Linked DNA regions of Homo sapiens: region 2 is linked to region 1. Evidence: read pairs that join two places in POLR2A ChIA-PET (ENCODE). Cell type or tissue: A673. All regions are shown on one strand. Each heading gives the region's core, and the rest is flanking DNA. Links, peaks and the distances in the headings are about the cores only.

What was found. Peaks named below come from ENCODE experiments on the same cell type or tissue, not always from the same donor. Only the 100,000 strongest peaks of a DNase experiment are listed, where the experiment ranks them.
Region 2: POLR2A ChIA-PET joins it to region 1 with 8 read pairs; 2 of 35 experiments call an interaction of 5 or more read pairs at or near these places.

What each region holds. Positions count from the first base shown.
Region 1 is chr14:28,760,212-28,771,061 of GRCh38, forward strand. FOXG1 (forkhead box G1) reads left to right here and starts at 6,576. Exons shown (of 1, transcript NM_005249.5): 1 at 6,576-10,066. The coding sequence starts at 7,069. The coding sequence ends at 8,538. FOXG1-AS1 (FOXG1 antisense RNA 1) reads right to left here and starts at 5,108. Exons shown (of 7, transcript NR_125758.1): 1 at 4,949-5,108; 2 at 2,121-2,263. RefSeq lists an enhancer at 5,707-6,231. In A673, for the core only: a CTCF peak has its summit at 8,005 (motif pointing left); a DNase peak (open chromatin) is centred at 6,420; H3K4me3 peaks cover 525 bases; H3K27me3 peaks cover 3,918 bases.
Region 2 is chr14:29,438,010-29,448,859 of GRCh38, forward strand. No RefSeq gene overlaps it. Among named protein-coding and RNA genes, the nearest start is that of LINC02326, 380 kb to the left of the region's middle. In A673, for the core only: no CTCF peak of the experiment used is centred there; a DNase peak (open chromatin) is centred at 4,912.

The DNA.
Region 1 (10,850 bases), core at 3,592-8,591:
AGGCAGGGGAGGGAGAAAAGCTGGACCTCTTGAGAAACGCTCCTCCAACAGATTTTCCATGGCCTCGTGTTGGAGAAGGGGCGCGGGGGAGGAGCGAGGGTTGGGGTAGGAAGACCTACTGGAACCGACTCCGGAGAGTGAGGGCCAGGTGGGTGTAAGATGAGCACAAAGTAAAAACTTGCCCATTGGTTTGTCCACGCAGGTTTCTTGAAAGAAGCAGATAGATCTGATTAGTAGATACTACTTTCCCCACGCAAAGGGAGACTTTGGGGTGAAGGGTTCTCTGCGTGCTTCCTGGCTTGCTTACCCCACTCATGAAGTTTTCTCTCCTCTCATTCCTTCAGACCTTTAGTGGGTGCAAGCATTTCCTATAAGATACTTATTAATCTCATATACGGACCTTGAACTGTTCAATGTTTTCCGTGTACATTTAAATATTGAGCGGTGACTAGTTCGAAGGTGACCGGCTAAAAATTGCGAAGGAGTCAGACCTTTCCATCTTTTCTCACACAACTGGAATTTGGGGGACCATTTGGAGGTGTGCTTCAAAAGAGAAGTCTTGGTTCACCCGCCACCCACCCCCACATACACACACACACACCCCTTCTCTAAAAGGTCCTGTAACACTTCCAGAAGAAGATTGAGGCTTCTACTAGAAATCACATTGAAGCTCCAACTAAGTAAGAACAATGATGGGATAGTTAGGAGTTCCAGCTCTTAAGAGTTCAGCATTTTTAGCCCTGTAAGTTTTTCTTTCAGCTTGATATATAGATATATCTATATATAGATATATATATATATATAGATATATATAGTTATTTTCTTTTTTCCTGTTTTGGTGCCCCACTGATGGAAAATCCGAGGTAATATTGTTTGTGGGCTGGCTTTTGCCAAGTCTCACTTTCTTCCTTATGGGATAGAGCTGGGGGTTAAAACTAAGAACCTGAGCTCTAGCCTCCTTCATTCTAGTTCACCAACACCCCTTCAGCTCTTTGTTTTGTTTTGTTGTGCTGTGTTATGGTTGTTTGTGGAGCTTCCCCTATCTCCTTTGAAAGACTGACTACACCATTTCCTTGGGTAACTAGAGGAAAAATAGGAATCGGCCTCTCAGGGGCACTTCCCCAGGCTGTGTGGGACCATTTCTCACAACTGGATCAGGTCTAAAAATGGAACAGGTCCGCCCTCACACTATCAGGGACTCAAGTCCTTCAGCAAATCACTCACCCTCTGGAGGGCACTGGCAAAGAACGCGAAACAAGTAAAAGGGTAGTGGACATTATGTTTACAATGTTTACAAGAGATGTACAGAGTATTCGACTGAGAAGTTTTTCCAGAGACTAAAGTCCCTTGGCCCTCTGGTGGTATTTCGTCATGGATCTTTCCACGCCTGGCTCTCCCTTGGCTAATGTCGGGACAAAGCTTCTCCCATGCACATTTTGCTGAAGATCACGGGACTTTTCTTTTGGCTGCGTACGTACTTGGCTTCAGAGAGCCTGGAACACCTGGCAGCGTCACAGAGACTTGCCTGGAGAGTCCCAGGGGTCTCTGTCAAGGCCTTCTCCTCATCCTTGTCCTCTTCCTCCTCCTGCTCCTCTTCTTCGCCTTGGACTTTCTCCCTTTTAAAGTGGCTCCCTAGCTTACACAAGCTAAACATTTCCACTCTCATAGACGAGGCTCTCCCATAGATTTTTTTACTCGAGGTTCTCAAGCAAAATTGCCGGTGCCACAATGTTATGATGGAAGGATGCTGAAATGACAGGCCTAGTAGACGCTTGTCTTAATCATCGGCTTCTTAATTTAGTTTTAGTGCTGTGTGTGTGTGTGTGTGTGTATGTGTGTGTGTGTACACACACGCGCGAATGTGCGCGCCCCCGGGGACGTTGAGGGTGCGCGTGCGCGCGCTGAGAGCAGCCACTGACAACCTGCAGCTCCCTAATGAGTGACGAGGCAGGGCTGCTGCAGAAAAGTAACACTTCCCTGGTGTGAAGACCTCTTACTGAGAAGTTTAGTTCACTACTGTTCTCGCAAACCTAATCGTATAACCTGTAACCAAAACCCACAGAACGAGGATACAACACGCTAAAGAGTAACTTCTAATCACTAAATGTTAGCACCATTACCTGCTGTTAGGAAGATATTATAGACGAGTTGGCTCCAGCGAGGGCAGACCTCACCTGCCACAGGATCTCTGGAAATACCTGGATGCCTCTGTATGGGATCTCCTCACTCCCAAACGTCACAAGGTCAGAAATTCTCTGTGCATCTGCAGGAAGAGAACTTTAGCTAGAGCTTGGCGCTGGGTGCCACTCCAAGGACACCCTGTCCAGGGAATGGAGAGCAGAGTGGATTTTAGGTAAATGGGGCCCACCTTCCTTTAACCAGCAGCTAGCAAGAAGAAAAGAGGCGGATCACTGACTGAAAACAGGAAAGAGGCCCTAAAGAATACTTAAATAACACCGCCAAATGGAAAAATGAAATGTTCTGCTCCCTACTCGGATGAAGTATGCTGTGTAGCCTTGGTTATTAATTAAAACTCCAGAAGGAATAATCTAATTCATTTCCTAACCAATTCTTCCATTGGAACTGCTCACTCTTTACGGGGCCTGACCTCTTTGGGAGAGCTGGGGGACTGCAGACAGAGCAAGAGAGAAGTTTACTGTGATATATACCAGAAAATTACATTTACTTTGACTTCTGCTTTTATTCATTAATAGTACACATTTGTAGATGTCTGTGTGAGAGATCAAGGTTAGATCCATCATGAGAAAAAAATTAGAATGATAGAGAATTTGTTTCAGGTCTGAGACAACTGAATTCCCTCTGTCTTCTGAAGGTAATCACGGTGACTGAGTGGGGCTGAAGATTGGGCTTCCAGTGCTTAGGGAAGAGGCCCGAGGTGGACAGAGGCAGGCCTTCAAATCCAATTTGCACCCAAATTGGCTGGTAGGATATACAAAGCCCCATCCAGAGACTTTCAACTTGCACAATACTCTGTCCAGGACCCCCCTCCCCCTCCATTTCAAATAGTAGCAGTTCTTTAAAAAAGCTATTGCTGAGACAAACACGGGGTGCTGAGTAAACAGTGCATGTTTTGTTGAACAAGCTATATATATATACATATATACACACACACACATATATATGTGTGTGAGTATATATATATATCACCATCTCGACATAAAGTGCAATTGAAATTATTAAAAGGAATTAAAACTCACTTCTTGCCAGATTACAAATAACTTTTGTCATTAGGAAGAATAGATTTTTAAATATTACATTAAACTATATACTATTTATGCCCATAAGAATATCCTATTTTGAGAGACTTGCATTCATGCAATCCTTAAACTATATAACATAGCCTTAATTTGAATGAAAAACATTTTCCCAGTCAATATGAGCTCCTAGCATATAAAATCAGATTATTACAGTGCTCATTAGCAAACCCCAGTTTTTGCTATTTGAAAGTAAACAGAAGAAAAACTTATTTCCACCTGCTAAAATTTTATACAGGATTACAAAACAATGCACGCTCAGATTTGACCTAAGAAACACCTTAAAACATTAAAAATTCATCAGTCAGAGCTGGTGTTGTATTGAAGGAAAGCTCCTCCAGTTTGCTGCTGAGCTCGGATTTGAATAAAATGTCCAATGTTAACAAACAATACCCACGTTTGGCACTTTGTGTATTAAATTGATCAAACAGATTTTAGGAGGCACAATGCACAATTTGTACAGACCTGATTGAGTTAATATAATATCAGCAAATTTTACATCGAAATGATTCTGTTTCTTTTCTTTGTGTTTAAAACCAGCACAGATTACAAATTTTAATGATCTGAAAATGTTTGGTATACAAAATCATGCTTATTTCAGTATTAGCAAAAACACAAGAAATTTTTCAACACAAACACCCAGCTGTGTCTATTTTAAAAGCAGTTCAATGACAGCTTGCACTTATGAGCATGCAATCAGCTAATTTCGTTTTTTTTTTCTTCTGTGTTAATCAACACTTTCCTTCCTGCATATCAGAGTACAAATAGTATAGTTACTCCACATCAGTAAATGTTTACGTAACCTGTCCTTTCCCAAGAATCCGGTTACACCGAATCATTTCACGCTAGACCGACTACGAAAACGTACCGGGCCGTCCACCTCAGAGGGAGCCCTGTGTGCCATTATAAGTGGTGGTGAGAAGGGGGGCTGTAAGAGGAGAAATTGGGAGGAGTAGGTGGAGGAATGGAGAGACAGAGGAATGGAGGGTGGGGGGAAGGGGCGGGGGGAGCTAAGGGAGAAGGAGGGAGGAGGGAGGAAGGAGAGTTGAGGAAAAGTAGGAAGAACGGGCCTGAAGAGGGGAGAAGAGTGGGAGGAGGAAAAGTGAGTAGGAAGGGGAAGGCCCACAAATCTCTCCAGCCGGTAGGCAAAGCCCATTAGCTCACCCGGCCCTGCGAGAAATCCAGAGCTTGGAAATAAATGTTTGGGACCATGTCACTATCAACACTGATTGTTGGAACCCTTGAATTTTTCCACATGTAAATACAGTTTGTTTTAAAGTGAGAAGATATGTAGACATAGGTAAAGATACATACATACAGTGGAAGGACATTTGAGGTTAGTCCAATATTCAAAGCTCCTTTGTGGCATTCCTAATAGATGCATATTTAAAATTCACTAGCTATTTGTAATTATCTATTATTCTCTCCAGTTTCCTCCCCCCCCCCCAACCTTTTCTCTCTTTCTCTTTCTTAAGACTGGGGGTGGGGAGGATGGAATAACCCCCTATTATCCTGAGTATTCATCAACCGCATTCTTTATGTTACAATTTAACTTTAGGATCAAGCATAAGCACCAATTTTCCTTCCTTCGTTTTCTTAAATACCAAATCTGCCAGATATCTTAATGAAAGTTTATCCAAGTGAAGAAATGCTTACATTTTATAATTATTTACCTTCTAGAGGAAGGAAAAGGTGCCTTTCATTTATGCTTCTCCACCTCCCTCTTCTCTGGGGCTACATCCTCCGTAAAATGTGGTATGTTTCGTGCCCATGTGGGATGAAACAGCCTTTGATCAATGTGCTCCCCACTAAATTCCAATCCCTGGGAAATGCTGGGCCTTAGCCCTGCCCCTGGCCACGGGATCCTTTTAAAGCCCCCGATTCGCAATTTCCCCATTCACTTCAACCTCCAACCGAACCTTCCCAGTTCCAAAGCCCAAGAAGCTGGGACTGTGAGATCCACGTTCCCAAGGCTCCCCGGTGCTTTCCAGCAGCACTCAGGGTTGGCAAGAGCTGGCTTCAGTATACTGTTATTTCAGGAATGAGGCCCGCACAAAATAAAAGCATTTGAGAAACGGAAAGGAAAAAAAAGGAGTGAAAATAGGAAGGCTTAAAAAAAAAACCGGAAAGAAATAGACGCCCACCCTTATTTTCCCTCCAATGTCAACAAGCAAAACGAAAATATTTCCAGGGTGATCGCTCGCAGCTACCCGCTTCCAATTCGGATTAGAAGCTGAGGCTGGAGCGGCGAGGAGAAAACGACATCGAGTCACCCCGCGCGTGAGCGACGCTCTGGAGCAGGAGAGAAGGAAAAGGAAGAGACACACGTATATAGCATGTGTTACCTGATTTATTTCGAGATTGTTTGGTACTGTTTTCTCTCTGGGCACCTCTCATTTCGGAAGGCCATCAGAGGCGCCCACTACTGAGCGGCCCCGGCCGCCGCAGCAGCACCCGGAGCCCCAGTCCCGGTTTCCCCGCGGTGCCGGAGCCCGGAGCTCGCCGCCGCCCAGGCCTCAGGAATCGAGTAAGTAACCCCTGTTTGGCCCCGCGCTCCTCTGCCCACTTCCTCCTCCTCATCTCATCGCTCCCAAAGCTCTCCCACACCCTCCTCCCCCGAAGTAAAGGACACCCCCGCACACACGCCAGCGGTGGGCCTTATCTCCCCCCTTATCCAAAGCTGCGCTAGACTATTACCTACAAAGGGCACAATTTTCCTGCTGGCTCAGAAATGCCAGACACTGGCCTGCAAGGCCGACTCGGAAAAGTAGTGCCTCGCCTCTACCTCCTCCATTTCCTGCCCTCTCGCATCCTCTCCCTGCACTCCCACTCTTCCCACTACCACCACCACCCCCGCTTTCAAAAATAAAATTGGATACAAACTTTAATCACTAAGGACAAATATTGACGCTTAAACGAAAATGACCCAGTACAATGAGGAGGAAGCCGGAAATGTGAGCTATTGGCCCTAGGAGGGGAATTTCGGTGGAGCGGAGCCGGCGGGGTGGAGGGGGTGGCGGGGGCGCAGGGAAGGGCTGCGGCACCGCGTGCTCCCGCCGGCGTATCCCTACGCGGCTCCGCGCGGCCTCGGGGTCCGAGGCCCGCGGAGAGGGGGAGGCGAGCGCCCGAGGGGGCGGCAGCCGGCGGGCGGGGCGGGGGTGGGTGGGCCCGGCCCCTCCGATTGGTCGACGGCGAGAGAGACGCTCCCGCACGCCGCCAGCTCTGATTGGCCCAGCGGTAGGAAAGGTTAAACCAAAAATTTTTTTACAGCCCTAGTGTGCGCCTGTAGCTCGGAAAATTAATTGTGGCTATAGCCGCCTCGATCGCTGTCTCCCCAGCCTCGCCGCGGCCGCTCCGGGACGCGCCCGCCCGCCGCCCGGCTCTCCCCCCCTTTGGGCTGCTGCTGCTGCTGCTGTGACTGCTGCTGCGAGAGGAGGAGGAGGAGGAGGAAGCAGCGGGGGGGGGAGCGGGGGGTGGGGGGGGAGACCAAGAAGTACAGTTGGGAGCGAGGGAGCTTCACCCCCGGGGCGGTGGTTGTTTCTTTTTTCTTTCTTTCTTTTTTCTTTTCCTTTTTTTTTTTTTTTCTAATTCCTGAGGGGTGGTTGCTGCTTTTGCTACATGACTTGCCAGCGCCCGAGCCTGCGGTCCAACTGCGCTGCTGCCGGAGCGCTCAGTGCCGCCGCTGCCGCCCGCGCCCCCCGCGCCCCGTTCGGCACCCACCGGTCGCCGCCGCCCGCCGCGCCGCTGTCCCGCTCCCGCGCCGCCGCCGCCGTTTCCCCCCGACGACTGGGTGATGCTGGACATGGGAGATAGGAAAGAGGTGAAAATGATCCCCAAGTCCTCGTTCAGCATCAACAGCCTGGTGCCCGAGGCGGTCCAGAACGACAACCACCACGCGAGCCACGGCCACCACAACAGCCACCACCCCCAGCACCACCACCACCACCACCACCATCACCACCACCCGCCGCCGCCCGCCCCGCAACCGCCGCCGCCGCCGCAGCAGCAGCAGCCGCCGCCGCCGCCGCCCCCGGCACCGCAGCCCCCCCAGACGCGGGGCGCCCCGGCCGCCGACGACGACAAGGGCCCCCAGCAGCTGCTGCTCCCGCCGCCGCCACCGCCACCACCGGCCGCCGCCCTGGACGGGGCTAAAGCGGACGGGCTGGGCGGCAAGGGCGAGCCGGGCGGCGGGCCGGGGGAGCTGGCGCCCGTCGGGCCGGACGAGAAGGAGAAGGGCGCCGGCGCCGGGGGGGAGGAGAAGAAGGGGGCGGGCGAGGGCGGCAAGGACGGGGAGGGGGGCAAGGAGGGCGAGAAGAAGAACGGCAAGTACGAGAAGCCGCCGTTCAGCTACAACGCGCTCATCATGATGGCCATCCGGCAGAGCCCCGAGAAGCGGCTCACGCTCAACGGCATCTACGAGTTCATCATGAAGAACTTCCCTTACTACCGCGAGAACAAGCAGGGCTGGCAGAACTCCATCCGCCACAATCTGTCCCTCAACAAGTGCTTCGTGAAGGTGCCGCGCCACTACGACGACCCGGGCAAGGGCAACTACTGGATGCTGGACCCGTCGAGCGACGACGTGTTCATCGGCGGCACCACGGGCAAGCTGCGGCGCCGCTCCACCACCTCGCGGGCCAAGCTGGCCTTCAAGCGCGGTGCGCGCCTCACCTCCACCGGCCTCACCTTCATGGACCGCGCCGGCTCCCTCTACTGGCCCATGTCGCCCTTCCTGTCCCTGCACCACCCCCGCGCCAGCAGCACTTTGAGTTACAACGGCACCACGTCGGCCTACCCCAGCCACCCCATGCCCTACAGCTCCGTGTTGACTCAGAACTCGCTGGGCAACAACCACTCCTTCTCCACCGCCAACGGCCTGAGCGTGGACCGGCTGGTCAACGGGGAGATCCCGTACGCCACGCACCACCTCACGGCCGCCGCGCTAGCCGCCTCGGTGCCCTGCGGCCTGTCGGTGCCCTGCTCTGGGACCTACTCCCTCAACCCCTGCTCCGTCAACCTGCTCGCGGGCCAGACCAGTTACTTTTTCCCCCACGTCCCGCACCCGTCAATGACTTCGCAGAGCAGCACGTCCATGAGCGCCAGGGCCGCGTCCTCCTCCACGTCGCCGCAGGCCCCCTCGACCCTGCCCTGTGAGTCTTTAAGACCCTCTTTGCCAAGTTTTACGACGGGACTGTCTGGGGGACTGTCTGATTATTTCACACATCAAAATCAGGGGTCTTCTTCCAACCCTTTAATACATTAACATCCCTGGGACCAGACTGTAAGTGAACGTTTTACACACATTTGCATTGTAAATGATAATTAAAAAAATAAGTCCAGGTATTTTTTATTAAGCCCCCCCCTCCCATTTCTGTACGTTTGTTCAGTCTCTAGGGTTGTTTATTATTCTAACAAGGTGTGGAGTGTCAGCGAGGTGCAATGTGGGGAGAATACATTGTAGAATATAAGGTTTGGAAGTCAAATTATAGTAGAATGTGTATCTAAATAGTGACTGCTTTGCCATTTCATTCAAACCTGACAAGTCTATCTCTAAGAGCCGCCAGATTTCCATGTGTGCAGTATTATAAGTTATCATGGAACTATATGGTGGACGCAGACCTTGAGAACAACCTAAATTATGGGGAGAATTTTAAAATGTTAAACTGTAATTTGTATTTAAAAAGCATTCGTAGTAAAGGTGCCCAAGAAATTATTTTGGCCATTTATTGTTTTGTCCTTTTCTTTAAAGAACTGTTTTTTTTTCTTTTGTTTACTTTTAGACCAAAGATTGGGTTCTAGAAAATGCACTTGGTATACTAAGTATTAAAACAAACAAAAAGGAAAGTTGTTTCAGTTGGCAACACTGCCCATTCAATTGAATCAGAAGGGGACAAAATTAACGATTGCCTTCAGTTTGTGTTGTGTATATTTTGATGTATGTGGTCACTAACAGGTCACTTTTATTTTTTCTAAATGTAGTGAAATGTTAATACCTATTGTACTTATAGGTAAACCTTGCAAATATGTAACCTGTGTTGCGCAAATGCCGCATAAATTTGAGTGATTGTTAATGTTGTCTTAAAATTTCTTGATTGTGATACTGTGGTCATATGCCCGTGTTTGTCACTTACAAAAATGTTTACTATGAACACACAGAAATAAAAAATAGGCTAAATTCATATATATCTTGATACTTTTGTCTCTTTTATTAAGTAGAGCTAATTTTTTAAAGACCAATCAACTTATAGGGAATTCAAAGGCTTTTTCAGCCAAACTAAAATTTAAACTGCTCCTTTAATTTGAACTGACTCTAAAAATGAAAATAGTATTTTTCCCTTTGTGAACAAATTTTACAAGGAGCAGCCTATTTAATAAACACTAGCTTTAAACAAAGTATAGGCTTTTCAGCTGATACCTGTAAGTTTCTGTGGATATACAGCAAAAAGAGATATAATTTAATTTTCTGTGCATAGCTCTTTACCCTGTGTTTATTTCCAAATCCATTAATAGAATGCCATTTATATATTTTGTTTCAGGTATATTGTTAATAGAGCTTGGCAAATTATAAATAAATATATGTATATGGTTAGATAGAAGTGACTATAATGCACACATATGTAATATATATAGACACACAGAGCCCTTCAGTTCAGGTACAATTTGCGCTATGAATGCTGCAAACATTTTTGTTTAAATATTTGTATTTATACTTTCTAAGTCAGCATTTATTTTTGTGGCTGTTTACCCACAATGAAAGAGTTCTAATAAAGATGTGCTGAAGTTGCAATATAGATTTTGCTGAAGTGATCACCTGTTTAATGACTTGCAGATCAATGTTTATATTTTATTTTAAAATTATAACAATTTAGAATTCTAGATATTCAGAAGTAAAATGCCTCTTTTTTTAATTTTTACAATGTAGAGGTATTTATTTGATTCCCTTTTAAATGTCTGTGTAATTCAATCTAGAGATTTGTTCCTTTTGTTTAGTCATAATTTTAACTTTCCATATGCATATGTATGCATATACTGTATATGCGTATATATGTGAGACAAAATGAAAACATTTTTTGAATTGTTTCAGGCAGCCCAATCGCTATAATTGCAGAAAATAATTAGAAAACCTTAGTAAAAGGTTTAGTAACTAATTGGATCCTGTGGTGAATCTGTGGAGGACAAGTTGTTCATTTGTTACAATTGTATAGTCTGAAATGTGTTCTGCAGTATTGGAATAAGCTGGTTACTTCTTACAATGGGCCCAGTGAAAAATAATCTGGCCCTAAGATGTTATCAGCAAACACTTAGACAGTTGCTCAGGGGGAGGAAAAAAAAAAAAAGCCTAAGGGAGAAGCAAGCTTACTGGAATAGATTTGAAACTGAAATGCTGAATACTTAATATTGGAAAATAGAAGGGGGTGGACTGTGGAGTGGAGAGAGGGAAAGAGAGAGAGAGAGGATCTTTATGGTGAAAAAATAATTACCACCAAAAAGAATGCATGAGAGAGAGAGACATAAGGTGAATGATAGAGAGAGAGAAAGGCCTAAGAAAAATATATAAGGGCCAGGAAAATTAAA
Region 2 (10,850 bases), core at 2,033-7,032, 680 kb after region 1:
CAAAGGACATGAACTCATCCTTTTTTATGGCTGCATAGTATTCCATGGTGTATATGTGCCACATTTTCTTAGCAGCATGAGAATGGGCTAATAGATGTGAAGGCAGAAACTGGGGATGAAATGCTGAGTCTTCTCACCTCCTTTGGAAGTGCCTACAAAGATCTCACAAGAAAGAAGATGAGGAAGGACTGCTCTGCTTAGCAGTTGAACCATGGTGCCTGGGAACAAATAACTAAAGTGCTTTCACCTAGGACCCATTAGCTGTGGGATCTAGTGTAACAACAGACAGATAGAAACATCAAAGCAAAAACTGGGGGCAATGTAAACCCAGGGGGAAAGACATAAAAATGTTCTGAAAACATTTCTGAATGTTCTGAAAAATACATTTTTGTGAAGAAATAAACTATTTTTCAACAAATATGGGAATTCACAATAACTAAATGAAGTCTTTTATTAGCAGGATGAGAAGTTTAAGGTGGAGAATTAACAGGGGTTGAAGGTGGGAATCAAGCAAATCCAACAATTAGAAATCCCTTTCCATTAAAAAACTAATATTAAAAATGCAAATTACACCAGAGCTAAAGCTAATCACATTTCAACATACATTAATATATCCAAACTGATAGACTGACTGCGGAGAAGAGTCTGAAGTGTTAATTCTGGAGAAAGGAGTACTTCATTGAAGAAACTGGCAGCATACAGCTCCAGGGAAACATACAGTAAGTTCCCAGTTAACAGAGAGTAGGAGGCGACATGGTGCTCTGAGAAAGATCAAGAAATGTAGGGAGAGCATCTAAGACAAAATTCAGGTTCCCATGGACCACTGTGCCTGGATTCCTAGAGCAAATTGCTTGTATGTTATGAAAGATCATTTTGATGCAGCAATTGACTTTCTGCTAAAGGTTGATAATGGCAAAGACTAGAGAAAGAATTACATTATACATAGAAAGCATGTATAAATAAATCAATAAATCATTTTGCATAATAAATCAATAAACAATTTTTCATTGTTTTTCTTGTGGAACCCTTTCCCCACAAAGACTAGCAGCATTTTATCTTTTCCTTTTAGGTATTTATTAAAGAAATTCCATGTGAATTTAAATAAATCATATATAGCTATTAGTGAAGGAATTAATTCCCTTTAAATAAACTATTTGTTCTTTTTAAAGGAAAACAAAAGATAGAGATATAGATGTAGAAATTCCTAACTCAAAAAAATTAAGCCAATTTTTTTTTTTTTGGTTCATTAGTGTTCCTCTTTTGTCAGCTTTCAGTATCTTTACACCTTCCGTAATGCTCAATTCTATTCATGTACACTCTATTGTTCTCCTTGTTTCAACTACTGGCAAAATCACAAAACAGAAGACAAAGGAAGTCATAATATTCTATCAGTTGAAATCGAAGGACCATGCATTTAGGAAAGATTCAAGTCTGCTTTTGCAAGATGATCCCAGAACACAAAAACATGATGAATACATCAAAAATATTTCTCACATACTGCCTGCCATAAAAAAGATTGTTTGAATTAAACATCATTATTGCTCTGCTGTCAACATGTTAATTTAGAGAGATAAGCCACACACACGCCTGAGTTCTATCATGATCTATAAATTACTGGTATATTTGCTATTGCTATCTTTTTAATATTTAACATTTTCCAGAGCACATTAACCGAGACCTTGGAACCTATTTTTGTCAGAGTTCGTTTTTCCTCAAATTGTTAGAGATGAATTCAGAGTGATCTTTTGAACCCCTCAAACATTTTAAAATTTATTGCTCATGCATGACAACATCTAGGACAAGGCTGTCGCTGAGATGGTATTTTGTCATATAAATGTAAACAAAACTAAGGAGTCTGCTTTTATTTCAAAGAGCTCATTGTGATTAAAAAAAAAGACCATCTTCATTTCATATAACTGTGTATTGATTTTTCAATAATTTGGAGTTAGCCTACCTGGTTTGTGGATTATAAAAATTTTAGAAACACAAAGGATGTCAAAGCTATCTTACTGAAAGCCTTGCTTTTTTTTCTGTGAGGAATCAGTGGTCACAAAGTTTAAACAGCTTGCCCAGGGTCACACAACCAAAAAATGGGCAAGAGGGACCTAGAGTCCACATTTCTGCTGCATTGTTAAGTCCCTGCTAATGTGTCTGACTTCTCATGTTATGGCCAGCTATGTTTACTGGAAATTTTACTGTAAAAAGAACTTAAGAAGAGCAAGAAATTCAACTTACGTGGAACCTTACTCTAGTTCCAGAAGAAGATAATAATTGTCTTGGGGAATAATCTATGATTTTGTTTATTGGCTTTCATTAAGTTCCTACTAGAGTTTTTGTACTTTAGAACTTCACTAACTTTTTTTTTTTTTGAGTCAGAGTCTCACTCTGTTGCCCAGGATGGAGTGCAGTGGCGCGATCTCGGCTCACTGCGACCTCCGCCTCCCAGGCTCAAGTGATTCTCCTGCCTCAGCCTCTCGAGTAGCTGGGACCACAGGCACGTGCCACCACGCCCAGCTAATTTTTTGTATTTCTAGTAGAGATGGGGTTTCACCGTGTTAGCCAGGCTGGTTTCGGTCTCCTGACCTCGTGATCCTCCTGCCTCAGCCTCCCAAAGTGCTGGCATTACAGGAGAGAACCTCACTAACTTCTCAGTGAACATGAATTGAAGAATTCAGACCATAGGCTTTCTAAATGTGTCAGAATAAGTGTGAAAATTAAAGGATCCAGGTATAAGGTGCAAAACAGGTTATGCTATTGACAATTACATGGTCAGAGCATCATGTTCCAGCTTGCAAATCAGTGTTTCAGTGTGCCATAAGATAGCAGGAAATAAAAATGTGATTCTATGATCTGGCATCCATCTGGAAGTTTTATCTGATAAAAAAATTAATTTCTGAGAGAATAATTAATATCCATTCTTTTCCACAAAGCTTGCTGTGCTAGCCAAGGTCTTCCCCATATATAAATACCTGAAATATCATGACTGAAATACAAAGACAATAAAATATAATAATATGATTGTTATGGGTAGCCAAATTTAAGTGTTTTGATTGAAACAAATTTAGGCACGTAGGGTAAATTATTTGGATAACCATTTTGCCAAGTGATAGAAATAAAAATTAATGGCCAAAGAGTAAATACTTCTGTTAAAAATGAAAATGAATCCTGAAATTTTAAAAATCCTGTATTTAAAGACAAATGGATTTCCTCATCCTAGGTATGAAGAGCAGAAAGGATGTGTTATTATGAACTCTCTAGATATTAGATATGAAGAAATGAAAATCTATTCAATACATATTGAGCAATTACTGTGTTCAAGACACTCTTCAAGGCAGTGGGCAGGTTTTTACCAGACGAGGAAACAGACAAAATCCCTGTTCTCAGGCAGGTTAACATTCTGCTGGTGGAAGACAGTACACACAAATGAAGAAATGCCTTGTATGATGTTCCTATTCTGTTGTTGTTGCTATTGTTGTTGTTGTTCTCCAAGTTTCAAGTTTCCACTTCTAAACCAAAGAGTTTGAGTCAAGTAAACAGTAAAAAAAGAAAATAATTCAACCTTTCTTTTTATATTTTACATCTTTTTCTCCAACAAGTTACCCAGTAATCATCTATAAAATTTTGATTCCATCTCTCTAAATATGAGTGCCTATTTAGGGATATGTTTTTCATTTGAACGGATCTATTTTACAATTACGTAAACTAACATGCATTGATAATCCATGAGCATGGCAGATCATGTTCCAGGCACTTCTGTAGGTAATAGGAATATACACCTCAAAAACTGTTGTGGAGTAAAGACAAATAATCAAAGAAAAATCATCTTTACTTCCTGAAAGCATCAACATACCTGTCCTGGGAAAACAGTAATAATGATAATTCCTAACTAATTTTAACAACTTCATTATTAATAACATATGCATTATGACCAATTCTTACAAAAACTTTACATGATATGCTATTTTTCCTATTTCATAGATGAGGAATTAGGTTGATTCAGGTTAAATATTTTCCAAGACTGCACAGGTGGTAAATAGCAAAATCGGGAATATTTCTTCAGCGTGCCTTATTCTAATACCTTCACTCCTTCTACCACCTTCTCTACCATACCTTACTGTCTCCAAGCATTTAAGTCCTTCTTTATATCTGCTCACATTCCAAGTAAATTGTAGAGATCGCTTTGTGTAGAGTGCTTTTATGGCACTGCCCCCACAAAATGTGAAAATGGAGACCCCAAAATGACTTGCCTCTTTGTGAAATGATGTGCCCTATTGTGTAGGAGTGTGCTTTACTCCTAAGAAACGAGATGCATGCAAATCATTTCCATGTTGTAGGCAGGCTTCTGAGCAATATGTAAATAAGCAAAAGAAAAAATATCCACATTAATAAACAGCCCCTCGGATATATGAAACCCATCTGCAACATTAGGTAAAGAGTTTGTATACTGTGTAGTCAGACGGGATGTCCATATTGCATTCCTCAGTGTCTGTAAGGGAAAACAGAATGATGGTTCAGGTAGGGCGGTGCCATATGGCTGAATCCATGAAAATATCACAGAGTTATTTTTTTTCAGCAACTGTGATCAGTCCATGTAAGCAAGGATCAAGTCTCTGCAAATAGAATTATGACACTCCAAGTTTCATCCTGTTTCCAAGGTCTCTTTCTCACACATCCTGCTGAGATTAACCTATAATATTTCTCTGCACGTGGATTGAGTTCTCCTAAAATAGGGGATGGCAACCAAAGGGAAATTGAAAGTAGAAGAGACACAAGCAACAGAAATGGCCCAAAGTGAGAATCACAGATTGACAATACAACATGTGCCAGTGAGTCCATGGCTGACATTATCAAGTAAGATGACTCAGAGGAAAAAAAAAAAAATCCACCAAAGGAACTGTTAACTCACACCAAACAGGAAATGACTGATTAAAGACAGAAAAGAAATGCAAAGCCAGGATCCAACTCCAGTCTGATATCTTTAGCTGTGCCCTGGTATGACCGAACAGTAACATGAAAAAGCACCTACACTTGCCTGATAGCTACTGCCACTCTCTTGGAGAAGTGGGATGATAGCAAGAAAATAACGGGCCTGCTGTCATTTATCTTTCTCTACAGTTTTTAAAAATTCCTTTCCTAATTTGATATTTAGGGTTCAGTTTTGTTATGATAACTAAAAAAATAAGAATTGAGGATGACAAGATACCAATAGAATTCATCAAATTTAGCTGTGAAGTTTTTCGGGGCTTCTGTTCACCTCGCCCTCGCTTATAATTCTCAAATTCTAGATGAAAGAGACTGCTTTTTTGCTGCCATTAGCATCTGCTTTGGGAAAAATGACTTTAAAGGCTTTAATAATATTTTTGCTAATTATATCACACAACCCAAGAAACTCAAATCAATTTTGGCTAGGTCCACATGCAAATTTCAACTTTGTCCCACAAGTGAATTTTACTTCTATTCAAAACATTAAGCATATTCACACTTAACAGCAGCACACAACTCCAGGTGTAAACTTTAAAATGTATTTTAATCAATATTCTTTTTGGAACCTCAAGCTAAGTCACCGCCTGCCGACTAAGACACAAAGAGAGAATGAATAGAGCTACAAACTCTGACGACCTCAGCCAGGGACAGCAAGCGGTTATGTACCAAAGTTCTCTTCAGAAGGCTTTCTTCAGAACAGTCCACTAAATTTCTCTCCCGATTCCCTCTGCTTTGCCTGTCATTCAAAACGCAAGCTTCACTAGCTTTTTATTCTCTACTGTGCTTTCACTTTCTTCATGCTTCGCTCTTCCTGCTCTCTGAATCATCTGCCAAATGAACTACCTCTATCTCCTTACCTGAAATCTGGCTCTCCCCTAAGAATAGCTCTTCTCATCCTTGTCTATGTCTTCTAGCTCTGCAGTTGGGGAAGAGAGATAGAGAGAATGATTAGTATTCCATTGTCCTGGTTTTCCTTTTCAGACCATTACCTTCTTAACTCCTCTCAAATCTGTTTTCCTTTCAGGCTTTTGCCCTCTGATATATGTTAACCCTCCTTGCTGTTGTAATGCTCATTATCTTAATTTCATTCTATTTAACTCCCAGCGGTTTCCCTCCATGTCTTTAGAACCTGGAAATGTGTCTTCCTCTTCACCCCAAGTTCAACCTTCATCCTAACCAGCTTCAATTTCCAAGCAAATCCCCAGCCTCACAGTGATTTGACTTTCTAAATTTATTGGTTTTGACTCCTTTACTTTAATCCTCCCCTACAAGGTTTTTCATCTCCTGAAAACTTTCAACCTTTAAACTATGAAAACCCATTATCCCCTTATCTGACCACAGCCTGCCGTGTATCTGTCCAGCTCATTCATTGTTTTATTCCCACTATGTTTAGACATCCTCAACCTCCCCGTCCTACCTCCCCTGGATGTTCTGCAAGTCTTCAACCCTTTGCTATTATCACTGGGCAGTGATGGAGAAAATGTAACATATTTGCCCATGTTTGCCTACTAGAAATTTATAGTCTGGAGTTTATCAACACTGCCTGACACTTCTTCCCATAGTTAGCTTCTTCTCTTCAGCTGCTTCTTCAAAGCTTGACTACTCTCCTCATTCTCTTCAGAATTACCTAGTGACATTACCTCTTTCCTCAGGAAGATCAGGCAAAACGGTCTATGAAGAAGAAATTGTTGGACTTCCTACTTTCCCTACAGTTGCTTGTTCCCTTTGATTGTTGCATAGAGATCCAAAGTTTCCATGTGTCCAGTGGGACGGGAAGATTTGCTGAGAGATAGAGCCAGCGGTCAGTTGAGGAATCCTAGGGCTGGGATGATGGGACACAGAGTTGGTTACTGTTCCAACCAGAAACCTGAGAACAACAAAGCTGCATCTCAGAAAAATCAGCTGGGCCAAACATCTAAGCAGCGTTCCATTCAAACTTCAGACATGTCATCACTGAAGAAACACTGTGTGCCATTAGTGCCAAAGGAGAGTCTTGATAAATCACATCTGGGGAAATTGCCAGTGCAGAACCAACTCAGAGCCAGATCAGACCCTGGTGACAGTTGCATAAGCACCCTGGAACTAAGAACTGGCCCCAGATAAGATACAGTAAGAGAGGCCCAGAACAGAAAATTTAAACCTCCACATGGTGGCATTTTTAAATAGCATTAACTAAGTTTAAAGTTACTTTATTGGACTGATTTAACCTAAAATTGACTATTAGATAAGATTTTCTGTTGTCAATTGGAAATGGGGGTTTACAATAGAGGTGCCGTTGTTGAATTATGAGAAAATAAAGTTATAACTTGTATGCATAAATATATGTCATGTTAATTAAAAAACTTATAGAACTACCTGTGTCCAAATGTGTAACACATATATCATTTAGCAAACAAATCTCACTTCTAAAAATATTTCCTGAGAAAAAGATAATCAACTATACAAAAAGAGATGTGTGTGTTAGGTTGTTCTTCACAGCATCATTTATAATAAGAAAAACATGAGGAAAAACAAGATATCTATGAAAGATGAGTTATTTATTGGACCATAATTCATATATGCAACAATATGCAAAGCAGTAATTAAAAATAATGATGTAGATCTATATATTTAAGTCCATAGAAAGATGTCACCACATAACACTGGTGGAAAACGGGGGTGAAATTACGATTCCTTCTCATGTATGAAGCAGTCCACAATATCCAATTGGTCCCAATCTAGGATTAATTCTTTGTTGTGGCCAAGATATATTTATCAGCATCCTTCCTAACAGTGTCACTGTGACCTTATCAGATAATCCCGCATTTCTTCACATTTACCAGCAGCAAGAATTCATCCTGCCAGAAATAGAGCAAGGGATGAAAAAACCACTTGGTCTGAAAGGACATTTTTCAACACCTAAGATGGCCCTACCTATAGTCACACAATCCAAGATCATGATTCTCACAGTCCATCCTTGACCGGTGATATCCCTGTGGGTTTTTTGGGGGTTGTTTTTTTTTTTTGACATGTTTCCTTTCCATTTTAAATACTCCACTTGGATGGTCTTACTCACAATATGTTTTAAGTAGACATACCCAGAAATAGACCCGAGATGAGAATTTGCGTTCCAGTGATTCATTAGAGAAGTTCTCCCCAAGGAGACTAGTAAGCGAATGCAGAAGCAGGACAAGCAATGGGAAAAAATTAAGCAAAGGTACAATTTTGGGTAAAGTCCTGGAGGGCAAATTACAACTCACACTTTGCCCCTGACAAGAGGCAAGAGAGCTGATCTCATACTCCTGTACTGGTTGGTCCTTGTCTAACGTCTGCTTCTAGGATTGGAATAACCAGATGCTTTCAGCTCTCTGAACCTGCAGATGAAGCAGCCACCATACCCAAGGGCAACCCCCCACACCAGTAGATACAAAACTATGAGGGAGTGGGGTGGAGGAGCTGGATAGAAAGCAAAGGGCAAAAGGGATCCCAAGGGATTTGTGTTAAAAATATCAATGCCCTCTATAATCCCCACAACTTCAACCAGCATGACAAATTCCAAACTTGTATCATTACCACAGACCTTGCCCTTGAACTCCAGACTCACACACCTAAATGCCTTTTGGACTTCCTCATCTACAGGCTCCCCAAACACACCCTGTCCAAAACTGAGCTCTCTTCCCTATCCTCGTGTACTTTTCTCAATGAATGTCCCCTTTGTACCCGCTATGGCCAATCCAGAAAACTCAATTCACCTTGCCAGACACCTAATCTTTTAATTCACCAAGTCCTTTTAATTTTGCCTATTTAATATGCCTTTATTCTATCCCTGACTCTTATACCTCAGTTCTGGAGTCATACCTCTTCACTGTCTCTTTGTCACAGTTTGTGCACCCCCATATTCATCTTCTATCATGCTACTCTAGATTAGCCCTCTCAAATTTACATTTTATCATAGCACTGCCCTGCTTAAAACTTTTCAATGGCTTCTCATTTTGCAGGTTACAAAACTAAGTACTTGGCATTTCGGTTTACATCATCCTGTCCTAACTCCCATCTACTTTTCTAATACAATCTTCTACCTTTAAAATTCTAAATTCAAAACACCATTAACTATTGGCAGCTCCGAAAGTTGTCTTGTTCACTTATGCTTGAGGCGATCCATGAGCACTTTGTTCCCACATTAGCTCTTCTGAAAGATTTCCTTGGCATTCCTTTCCGCTTAGGCTGATTAAATTCCTTTTTTAATCCCTGTAGTAGCCTGTGCACACCCTCATGGTACTATCTATTTACGTACAGATTATATCCAATTAGATCTTGAGGGAAACAAAATATCTTGTTCATCCTCTGCCTACCTAATATATTGCCTGATGCTATTTTCTAACTCTCATCATTGTGTCCTAATTCTGGCTCCTTATGCATGATCAGGCAGTATATTGCTATATTAGATACCAGTAGTACAAAGATAATAAGGCTGGTGCTGCTCTGCTTACAGTCTAATAGGGAGGATTTTCAGCTATGATATAATTCTAACACTGAACCAGGAGTACACACTAAGTGCCATGAGTTCCAAAAAGGGACATTTAGGCTAATTTACGGGTTTAGGGAAAGCTTGCTTTAGAAAATGACATCTAAGCAGAATTTCAAAGGACAGATAAAGGTTATCCAGGCAAAGAAATGTGATTCCTCCAGATGTTTCCATTTCTACTTTAAGTCAGCATTATTATCAATCAACTGTGTCTTGTCCTTAAATGTCACCAAAGAAACAACCAGCAAAGTTGGGACAGGGACAGTAAAATAATAAAATAATAGACCTGACTCACCAGATGTCAAGGTGATTTTGTCACTTCAGTTGCATTGTTTCTAGGTCTCAGTGAAGTTAAGCAACAGCAAGCAGGCTTAAGAATATATTTAATAGGCTCTTCTTAATATAAACATCTTCGGGAATGAACCTTATTCCCATCCATCCTAGATTTTTCTGGGATTAAGTGGATAGAAAGCAAACTTTATATAAGTGATTTTCCATTGCCTTTTGAAAGGCATCACCAGAGTTCAAAATGTTTGCAAGGTTTTTTAAAACATTATTGCAATGGGGTAAATTTTTATTATTATATATGGAAGCTAATCATTTCAGAGTAAACAACAGATGTTTGCACCCTTATTACTGTTTGGTACTGACATCAGTATTAAATGATAATATGAAAACATGTCACAGACGTGAATGATTAATTCAAATGTCAAGAATGGTGGAAAAGAAATGTTTAAAATAGAAAATTTCGGGGTCTTGCATGAGAATTAAACTATGAGCACCTTCTTCGGGCAATGTGCAATACTACTTTTCCACAGCATAACAATAATCTGGAAAATTCCCAGGCACATTTTTCTCCAAAAGTTGTTACTGAAGTATAGATGTCTAAGATATTCATTTAATTGAATAAGTAATGGCACCTGGCAAAGAATCCAGTTGTATCAAAAATAGTAAACTTATTAGATATTATGAATATAGTTAGATAAATAGATGGACAGATAGATGTTTTTATGCTATGTACCATATTTTCTGGACATTATTTGAGATGTTTCTAGAAACTGAAATTTCCATATTTAGGTATTAATCAATTTACCTTACAGTTACAAATGATATTGTTAATTTAAATTATCATCATCATTCAATGCTTTCAGAGACAGAACCTGATTATGGTAAGATATATGCGTATTGAAATGGGTTAGTTTTCACCAGGAAAGGTTACAACTAGTTTTTTTGTTTGTGTAATTACAAAACATTTGGTGTTTTTCACTAAATTAAATGTTCTATGTCTTTTCCCCATCACCAGCTAAAAACCATTAAGATAGATGAAATGGGGCAGCTTTACCACTAGAGCAGGAATTCTGTC